Regions from separate parts of the Homo sapiens genome. Here region 1 is linked to region 2. The links are chromatin loops, found by intact Hi-C in ENCODE. Cell type or tissue: GM12878. All regions are shown on one strand. Links, peaks and the distances in the headings refer to the core of each region. The heading gives the core; the rest is flanking DNA. Region 1 overlaps LRRC4C (leucine rich repeat containing 4C). Region 2 overlaps LRRC4C (leucine rich repeat containing 4C).

The links. A loop is a pair of places that touch in the nucleus more often than their neighbours do. Peaks named below come from ENCODE experiments on the same cell type or tissue, not always from the same donor. Only the 100,000 strongest peaks of a DNase experiment are listed, where the experiment ranks them.
Region 1: it touches region 2 in a loop (2.1-fold over the local background); 1 of 110 quality-filtered maps calls a loop at or near these places.

Annotation. Positions count from the first base shown.
Region 1 is chr11:41,410,963-41,416,349 of GRCh38, reverse strand. The region is part of intron 1 of LRRC4C (leucine rich repeat containing 4C); the gene reads left to right. Among named protein-coding and RNA genes, the nearest start is that of LRRC4C, 46 kb to the left of the region's middle. In GM12878, for the core only: no CTCF peak of the experiment used is centred there; a DNase peak (open chromatin) is centred at 2,273.
Region 2 is chr11:41,307,921-41,313,307 of GRCh38, reverse strand. All of the region lies in intron 1 of LRRC4C (leucine rich repeat containing 4C), which reads left to right. Among named protein-coding and RNA genes, the nearest start is that of LRRC4C, 150 kb to the left of the region's middle. In GM12878, for the core only: a CTCF peak has its summit at 3,349; a DNase peak (open chromatin) is centred at 3,937; H3K27me3 peaks cover 217 bases.

The sequences.
Region 1 (5,387 bases), core at 227-5,226, 100 kb before region 2:
ATATGGTTTATAGTGATAGATGAACCACTCAACATAACAGTTTGTTGGAGTTCACTGTCAGAGAAGGTTCTTAAAAATAGCCTAGCTCCCATGTAAAACGGTGGGAAGTGTGAGTAGGGGTGGATGGAATTATTTGCCCCGGTTGTTCCATTTTTTCCTCTTCTCCTCTGAGATTCTGTATTATAGAGTACACATACTCACAAATCGGAGAAATGAAACAAATTAACAGCTTTATATGACTCTCTGAAAAATGGTAATACCGAGGGATATGATGCAGCTTCCTATCTCCTTCCCCAAACCTAGACCTGGAGCCCCAGATGATCAGAATCAGCCACCCAGTATCAAGCAAAGAAGCTCAAAGAGAGAGAGAGAGGAGAAACCTGGCAGAGTTCTCTGCTAACATCTACCACACCTGGACTTGGACAAGTCAGAAATAATCCTCCTTACCTCTGATTTACAGTGCACAGAAAGAGCTCAAAAGCAGTCTATATTCTCATTCCTCCTCTGATCCAAGAGTTAGCTTAATGAAATGAAAGTTTTCATTGAAACATATCCTATACATTATGAGGTTTAGAAGCATTCATAAAATCACAGAATATCAGTGTTGCAAACGAATTTAGATATCATCCATCTATTAGACATGGAACTCTTTACAACATCTCATAAAAATCCAACATCTAAAATGAATTAAAACGTTGCTGCTCTCTTAAACTGAGTACAGACTCGAGGCTTTTACCCATCCATGTTGGGGACACACAGTACTCTCAGAACATACTTTGAAAACCATGGATCTAATCCAAGCAGTTCATTTCACATAAAGAGACTGAAACCATAAATTAGATTAAATCATTTTCCCAAGTCACATAGTGAATTAGCGGTTAAACTTGAACAAGGACTTAAATTTTTACTCCTAATTCAGAATGCTTTCTAATTCAAAACACTACACCGCTTTGCTCAGTCATTCGGGGACTCCTCTTTGGAAATTAGTTTACTATGAAGAGGCAAACCTCAAACCTTCTGTCCATTCACTCCCTGGACTATCTATCTGTGTTTTCTGCTGATAACACCCGTCCATAACTACCTGGCACTTACAGGAAGTACTTGCCTACATAGGGTTTGTGGCTGGAGGAGAATTAGAGTGTGGGAAATTTACTTTTGGTTTAAATGCCTTAAATACTTCTAAACCCAACTCATTCTGATTCAAGTCCTGCTAGTTACTTATAGTTGTTTACTTATGAGCATCTTTTGCATTGAAAACAAGGCTAGAGAGTAATTTCCAGCAGATGCACTGTATGTGGAAAGAAGATTGTGTCTAAATAGGCTACTTTTTCAAGTTTTAATTGGCCTAATTACTTCATGTTTGTAAAGTGCTTTGAAGAGGAAAGGTGCTATATTAGTGTTGCCTGTTATTATTTTAGTTCCCCAAGCAGCATTTGCTGGTTCCTTAAATTGCCTCTCTTGAAGTGACCTAATAATCAAATTGCTGGGGAAGATTTCTTCTTTTTCTTTTTCTTTTTCTTTTTTTAGAGTACCATTATTCAAACCAAAGTTAGGAGACTAATGACGTATAGCACAATCTTTTATTTTGGCTAATTCTACTTTCCTATTATCTTTCTCGAGTTGAGGAAGAATTGAACCTTTACTCCCCACTTCTCTCCCAGGTTTTATCTTTTTAAGTGTTGAAGCCTGGTTTTTCCAGAGGCCATTCTCTGCCAGTAAAATGTTCTGTTCTGAACCTCTCCAAAAACCAGGACTCCTGGAGCAACTTGAAGAAAACATTACAGACTTTAATGGAAGACTAGAAAAAAAAAAGAGCCATTTTTACCTTTTAGCCCCACCTTTGCAATGGCAAGGGTGGGAGGAAGAGACTGCAAGAGAGAATCACAAGTTGTTGATGCTATTCGTGAATAAAAAATCCCAGAGGTATTTTCTGTCTTGTGACACCAGACTTTTTTCTCCACCTATAAAAGAGAGCTCTCTTTCACGTGTGGCATAGTAAAGAAATGGTTTAATTTTAAAGAAAACATTCTTGATTTCCAAATTAGATAAGAGAGGAGCTTGTTTGTAGGTTGTGGGGAGGAATCTTGCCTCTTCTTTTTTCTCAAATGCAATACAGTCAATTCAAATTCGGGAACATAGGAAGTAACACACTTATCAAGAGCTGTCAGGCATTGAGTGTGTCCTATGTTCCAAGCAATGTGCTAGGCATTATTTATACCATCCTTTCCGTTTTCACAACAACCTCAGGCTGCTTTTACAGGTGAGAATGTAGCAAGTCAGAGAAAATGAGCACTTGCCTAAATCACACAGGGTGGAAGTGAAAGTTAGAACAGAAACCCAGATGTGTCTGACTACAAAGCACTAAAGCAGGTTTCTTTGAAAGTAAGCCCTAAGCATGTTGTAAGCATTGCTAGGAGGCTCCAAGTTAGATATCTCATTTAGTGATTACCATAGCTCCGTTGTGATATTTGTAAGTTTCTCACAAATCTTGCTATAGGAAACAAGCCCAGAGTTGTCAAAAAACATTGTTTGAGTTACACATCTGTTAAGTGACAACACCTTGATTTAAACTCCAGCATCACGCAATTTTTGCTTTTTGACTTTTTCACAAATTTCAGGGGCAATTGTGCCTTACTTTTATGCCATAGATGTGTTTATTTCTGGACCAGTGTTAGTTACAGAAAACCAAAGGGTCACATTTCCAGCTAGACAATACACCAAGCTTTCCAAGAAGGACTCAATGGCTGAAACATGGATGGACAAGTTATCTGGCTTATTGATTAAATTGCCAAACATTTCTAAACTCAGATTCTTCTGAGGTTAATGTCAGAGAGTTATGTATGGTCATATTGTTTTCTTGGTATTGTCTTTTGCAATAATGATAATTTTAATCACAACAACAATAGCTAACTTTGAACAAGTGTTTATCATGTGTCATTCCAACCACTTTTCATTCCAACCACTTTTCATTAATTAACTAATCCTTAGACCAACTCCCATAATTGGTATTACCATTAACCCTACTTTACAAAAAAGTAAAACCACATGGTGGTTTCAGTGAGTGGAAGGATAATTGAATCTAAGCCTAAAATGGAATCTTTGCAGAATCCATTCTTTGTGGAAGAAAAAATCTTTTGAGAATGTTGAGACTTTTTCCATTCCTTGTATGAACAGTTGTACTTCATAATTCGGGGTTCTCTAGTAAATCAAACCATCCTCATTCTCTACATTCTGTAACTTTCCTGCTCTAATCAATTTGTTAAAGCTCAACAGCAATGGAAGTAAAAAAGAAAAAAAAGAAGAAAAGAAAAAAAAGTAAGAAAAATAAACATGCCAATCAGAACAATAAATTTGAAAAAGAAAAGAAAATTAGGATAGAAATAGAGCAACAGCAACATTTGAAGGACAAAATTAACAAATGAGAGAGGGGCTGGAATGAAGGGAGGAAAAGGCTGTTAGGGGCAGATTGTGCAGATCTGAGCAGAATCTCATGTCTCTTTGAGAGTTCATTCCTTTTTGAGAATTAGTGGCCTGAACCACATTCTCATTTCCAGTCTCTCTCTGTCTGAGTTTCTGCTGTATTTTGTATCATCATGGAAGTTAAGGGCTCCTAGTACACAGACTGAGTTCTAAAAACTAAATAGCCCCATATTACCCTGTCTCAAGTCCTGGCTCAGGAGAATTTTGTAGCTTGGGTTGTTTAATGATACAGGTAAGTGGGTCACATGCCTTTTGTTGATTTGTAGGCAAGTTGCAAAGTGCAATTAACAGATTAATGAACAGACGAAAGATGTGATACTTTTATTTAACTGGTCTTAATCACCCTCCATTTCAGGGCAGCAAATAATTCTAATAAAATAGTGTACTAATATATAGTAGAGTATATCTTCACTTAACATTGTCAATAGGTTCATGGAAACTTCAAGTAAAACGATGTTTAATGAGATTAATTGTACCATAAGTTAATTGATAAAAGTTAAGTTTCTATGGCATATTTCTGCTCATAAAAACATCACCTAATCTCTAAAGACCCCAAACATATTTTTATTAAGCATTAAAATAAATGTGATTGTTACATACATTTAGGAAAGATTCATAAAAACAAGTAAGGTAATTATTTGCCCAGTTTTTTGATGAATCAGTGAGTGACGGGGGTCATAGTGCTGGTGGGTTAAATCAAGAAATAAATGTTTACAAAGTGAAAATTGTAAGGAGCACCTCCTACTACCAAGCAGTTCAAAAACAAGCTGTCACAAATATGGCAGGCTCCTTGAGCGCTATCATGCCACACGTATCCATTACTGTCATGTACCTGTATGATTATCATCTAATTTGCCAATTTTTATTTTTACAAATATTTGTATTTGTACACTTATTTTCCAACTTGTTAATTCCAGTTCAGTGTCTTGGGTGGCTGGAGCCTGTCCTGGCAGTTCACAACACAAGGCTGGTACTGACCCTGGGCAGGACTCCATTGCATCACAAGGTGCACCCACATACACCCACACTTACAGAATCTGGGGCAATTTAGACCCACAAATTTACCTAACACGCATCTCTTTGGGATGTGGGAGGAAACAGAAGTTCTGGGAGAAAACCCATGCAGACAGCAGGAGAACGTGCAAACTTCACACAGACAGTGGCCCTGGCCTGCAATCAATTCTTTTTCTTATCAACTTTATAAAGAAAGGATGTTGAGAAAAACAATGTTATTTGAGGACCTGCTGTATTTCATTGAAAAGTTTTATGTAAATGAGGTTTCAGAATAGAATCTTGTTTTCACATGGATTTATCTGAAGTACAATTTTTCTCTTTTTTATTCCTAAAGTTATGTTCTATTTTCCAAGTTGATCTCCATTGGTTTTGTCTCTTACCTACTTTATCCAATAGGGTACCAACCAAGGCTGGGCGCGGTGGCTCAAGCCTGTAATCCCAGCACTTTGGGAGGCGGAGGTGGGCGGATCACAAGGTCAGGAGATCAAGACCATCCTGGCTAACACGGTGAAACCCCGTCTCCACTAAAAATACAAAAAATTAGCTGGGCGTGGTGGTGGGCACCTGTAGTCCCAGCTGCTCGGGAGGCTGAGGCAGGAGAATGGCATGAACCTGGGAGGCAGAGCTTGCAATGAGCCGAGATGGCGCCACTGCACTCCAGCCTGGGCGACAGAGCAAGACTCCATCTCAAAAAAAAAAAAAAAAAAAAAAAATAGGGTACCAACCAAGTGTTTCTCATCTAAAAGCAAGTGCATAAACCTTCCAATGCGGAAACCATCTAGATAAAGATCTCTGGTCTTTTGACACAGGTGGCTGACAATTGGTGATCTCTGCCTCCTATAGGATTCATGATGGGATCCTACAGGATCCTCACATTATGTCTCTCCTTTGAT
Region 2 (5,387 bases), core at 246-5,245:
ACATTGAAAACACTATTGTTTGCTAGACATTGTTGGTTCAATACAGCCATGAGAAGAAACAGCCTTGACATGTTGAGGAAGGAGAAGTGGAGAGATGGAAAACTCCCATTTCTTTGAATACAAGACAGAACTTCTTAATTTAACCAACCCTGGAACTGGCCTACTGCCAATTTGAAGAACTGGAGGATAAGAGGCGTATGTATCAAACATACCCTCAACATACTTATCCAGAGCCCCAAAGGCCTTCTCTTACTTTGCTGCTGAAATTCTATGAGATCAGAAAGAGAGGTAAAGTTAATTACTGCCTTTATTACCATGTATTAGTCCAGGACCACTGCAAAATGGCCCCAGTCTTGACATAACATAGGCCACTACTTGTGATGTTTCATGTGGACACTCATTGATGGAAGCGTTTTATGTATACTGCCAACAAAACCAAAACTCAAACCTTTTCCTTGAGAAATATACATGTCAGACCTAAATTGCTAACCCTAAGGAAACCAGGCGTTTTCCCTTCTTTGTTACTTGAGACTCTGCTGCCCATCCCAACTTTGGGAGAGCTGAGGCCCATGGTGACCAATGAGGTCATGAAAAACTTTACCATTCTATTTTATGTTTTAATTAGTGTGTGCTTCTACTGTTTCCTTATGATCCAGGGAAACCTGAACTGTAGTACAACACAGAAAACCCATCTGGTTATAATAATCATAGCTGACATTTATTGAGCTAAGGTCACTATATGCTGTGCACTAATCTCATCAATTCATATGAAATTAATACAGAAATTCTCACAGAGAGACACAGAAATGCAGAAGTGTTCAGCAAATTTCTTAAGATCACACAGTGAACTAGTAACACATCTGAGAGTTGAAGGCAAGTTGTTCAATAATCTGAATTCCTAAACATTACTCTGTACTGGTATAGAATTCATAAAACTGGTTTAACTCCTTTGATTCTTAAAATGGTTCATGAGAATATATTTTTGAAAGTCTCAGGAGCAGTGAGAGTAAGTTCCAAAGCAGAGTAAATGGCAGCATTTTGAAGGGTTTAGAAATAGACTGGGTCATTTAAGAGAATGTAGAATATAGAAACTTAGGTAGGCAGAGGGTATGGGAAAGACAGAAAACCCCAGAAGGAAACATAATCAAACTGGCTAATTCCTGGTTTCTTTCTCCTTTTTGGTCATCCACTTTGTCAAAAAAGAGGAAAAACAGATTCCATATATCAATAGAGGGGCATAGGGATTCATCTGTCAACTAGTGTTAAAGCTTCTGTTAATTGATAAAACGTGTCGGTCTTTGAGCTCTTGCTATCTCAATGGATGCCTGCCTTCTAATTCAAATATTCTCTTGAGACAATAATGATGATGTGGGATAATATCCATGGATTTATGCTGTAAATAAGACAGAGAAACCCCTACTTCCACTGATTGTCACAATACAGGGAAATGGAGGGGTGGCTTATATGTGAGATCTATGACACACGACAGAAAAAATAGAAAGCCAAAATTTGTGATTGAGATAAATCTTATAGCTTTATCTTACATGCTTTACATTTGCTAATACAATTTAATGTCATTTAGTAAATGACTTATTCTAGCTGGTAAAATAATGATACAATATTAGATCACTGCCTCTACAAGGAATTTCTGTGAGTTTAGGCAGGTGATTTAACTCTTAAATGCCAAAATATATTTCCTGGTTAAGTCATTACAAAATGGCTGACTTTATGCATGAGTTATTCATAATACTTAAAAAGTACATGGAACATATATTTTATATCCCAATTGAAAAATACAGTAGAGGAAGTTAGATTTATCTTTATAAGTAGTTTATGTGATGTAACTAAACACATTAACTATCAAAATATCATAAAACTGTGTTCATTTTTTCCCCAACTCTTTAATCTGCTCTTATTTTTTTCAATAAAATAATGAAGAAGCTTAAATGGTGTTTTTTGTTTTGGTTTCTGCTACGAGTGTGACATATAGAAAATAAATCTAAAACTCAAAATGAGCAAGACTCATCAGCACTGAGAACTGAGAACCAATTTCTTAATTTACCATGCTTCCTTGTGCTTCCAGAACTACTGTCCAAAATGAATATATAAAAAAAAATGTGGTTCTAATGCACGGCATAGCTTCACTGCCTGTTGTCATCAGCAGCTCCACAAGCTGAACTGGAGAAAGCTGCTAGTTTGTGAGTTGAGTGTTAGTTTCTCAAAGAATCTCTAGAACTGAACTCCTTTGCTTGTTTACTAAGAATAGATGCGAATCAAATGCCTAGGCACTAAGCGAAGGTTGGAAATAATATTAATACTTGTGTGTGTGAAGGTTGTGCTTTGTTAAATTGCTATATTGTCTTTTAAATTTATCTACAGCCTACCTATAAAGGCAAAAATATATTAGAACCAGTGTACTAAAGGTTTTATAAGGCAGGTGTAAAATTGCTTAGATAGTATACGAAGTTATATTTTAAATTTTATTTTTATCTTAAAATGGAAAATATTACAGGTCCATGTAAATACAAAAAGGCATAAACACAATGTTGGTTTTTTTTATTGTGGCTTTCTTCCACTTTTTATTCTGGTTTTTTAGACTGGTTGCTATGAATGCTGTTGTAAGAAGCTCTAATTTTTAAACTAAGGCTAGACAAATATTCTTTAATAATAATATCTAACACTTGATTACTTGTTAAGAGCCAAGTGTTCTCCTAAGCAGTTGAATGGAGTAATTTATTTAATCTTCACATTAACCCTGAAAGGAATGTACTGTAATTTGCTTGTTTGGTGGTTGAGGAAACTAACACAAAGAACTTGTTCAGAAATTAGAAAAGTTGATCCAGATCTTATAAAAAATAAATGGTGGAGGTGGGTTTGGAACCCAGGCAGTCTGATTCTCTAAATCCAGTCTCTAACTTTACATAATTTCTCTCCAGAAAGAGAAACATTGAGTCGGAGACATTTGTTAAGCCTTATGAGGCACACAGCAACATCAGAGTCCTAATTCTTCTCCTTAAAACATTTCCTCTTTGATTCTGATCTCTTTAATATGTGATGTGATTTGAAAAGAATATTTAAGATGAGATGTGTATTTTGGCTGATACAAAATAGAAACAAAAAACCTCTTTTAGTCTAGACAACATGCCTTTATTAATGCAGCTCAAACTTGCTTTGGATTTTCTGCTTATACTAGTGTATCAAATTAAAATCATGGTCATTGAAACCCTAGTCTTTTCCTTGGGAGGAAATGAGAAATAAAACTCATTGAGACAGAGAAAGGGATGACAGGTGCTGTATAGACAAAGAAGCCAGGAAGGTTTAAGGGCAGATAGGAAATCAACACATCAAAGCGCAGTTGAAGATAGGAGGCGCTAGTGAGATAGCACAAAGGTTACACTACTAGTCAATTATTTCATCGTTTACTAAATTATGTTCAATTGTATTACCAAATGTAGAGCATGTAAGATAAGGCTGTAAGGGTGATGGTAAAAGGCAGAATAGCTGAGCTTGCTAGGCCTGTATTTTCCTAGGTGCATTCATCTGCTAAAAGTGAAAGAGCTCAGCGTGGAATTGAGGCTTTGAAGTGTGCAGGGATTTTATTTTTAACAACTGCTGTGGAAGATTATAATGGGGAGTTAACATATTGGTCTTTATTTATAATTTCTATATATTTCAATGAAGTTGCCACAGAAACCCTGTCATCTTGTACTGCACCTCAATTCAGATTTGACAGTAGGAGTGTGGGAGAGAGGGTGAACTGTGTACATGAGTTTTAATTAATCTCATGGCTGATAGATGTAAAATGGAAATATTCTGGGTATAACCCCTGTTTCTCTATTCTCAACCTCAAAAGAAGCAGCTATGTAATTCCGAAAGTACTCAGGAAGTGTCTTCTGTGTGCTCAAAAAAAGAAATCAGAGACCGCAGAACATCTGCTATCTTCTTCACCATCCTCAGCCTTCTTAGTGGATGGTAATTGCTGCTTTCTGTGGTGAATGAGCCCTGTGCCTCAGTGGACACCAATCCCCATTCAAGTTCACCAGACTGCACAACCCATGTGGCTTCAGAGAGCACTCCCACCCCCCACTATCATTGTCACTGCGGGCTGCGTTTATCTTCCACTGCTACTCAGCAACAGGGGGCTACCTTGTCTACCAGAAAATGCTGTTACCATCAGCCCAGCTGAGTTCTGCAGCAGCCAAGTCTCTGGAGCCCCGGTGTGTGATGTGTAATCCCAGCACTTTGGGAGGCTGAGGCAGGCAGATCACCTGAGGTTGGCAGTTCGAGACCAGCCTGACCAACATGAAGAAACCCCATCTCTACTACAAATACAAAATTAGCCGGGCGTGTTGACGCATGCCTGTAACGCCAGCTACTCGGGAGGCTGAGGCGGGAGAATCACTTGATACCGGGAGGTGGGGGTTGCAGTGAGCTAAGATTGCGCCACTGCACTCCAGCCTGGGTGACAAGAGCAAAACTCTGTCTAAAAAAAAAAAAAGAAAAAAAGAGACGTTGTATCTGCAGGGGTTTCCTGCACTGTTTGCGTTTGGCCCAATGTCTTCTGTGAAACAACTTTTTTTTTCAGGTTTTGTTTTCTTGTTTTAATAGCCCTTTGCTCTTCAGAAAACCCAAGCATGCATAGGGGAGCTGGGCTGGGAGAGAAAACCAAGTAATCATCTTAAAAATCAGAATATCTCTTCGCTTTGAATACCTGTGGTTTTAATATTGGCCCAAGCTTTTTGTGCCTGATTTGGCTTTCTTTAGAATGTGCTTTGTTTTGTTGACTGTAGATAGGCTTTTGATGCCCCTGTCCCCACCCAGCAGGGGACAGATATGACAAAAACACCTTGGCGGTGGACACAGCACAGGATCAGGCCAGCCTCCTGTTACATGGTAATGTCACGTTCTACTGCCGGTTTTGAGCTGCTTAGGAAAAGGTATCCAAAAAATGAATAGTCAGCCCTGTGTTGTTCTGTTAGTGCTCACGCTGTTGCAAAAAAAAATCTTTCACCAGGTATTCATAAGCCCCCAGAATGTATGCGTTTTTCTCCAGAGTGAAAAAAAGCAATCCCTCAGAGTTTTAACCTTTGGAAGTAACATCTGTCATTGGAAGGTTACTTGTGTGAAGTCCGCAAGCTACCTTTGGTGAAAGAGGGACAAGATGGCAACTTTACTGATTTCTCCCAAGCCTAGTCTATATCAATACTATTTATTCAAGGTTCTATGTTGTGGAAAGTTCCTTCCTGCCTATTTGCTGATCTGCTGAAAGTGATGGCTATACCCTCATGCTGGTCACCTACAGGTCCTAAGGGTCATGCAATCCTTATAAAAGGACATGAGTCTGAATGTGGGCGATGGAGACACAAAGCTCTCTGTCTCTCTTAGGT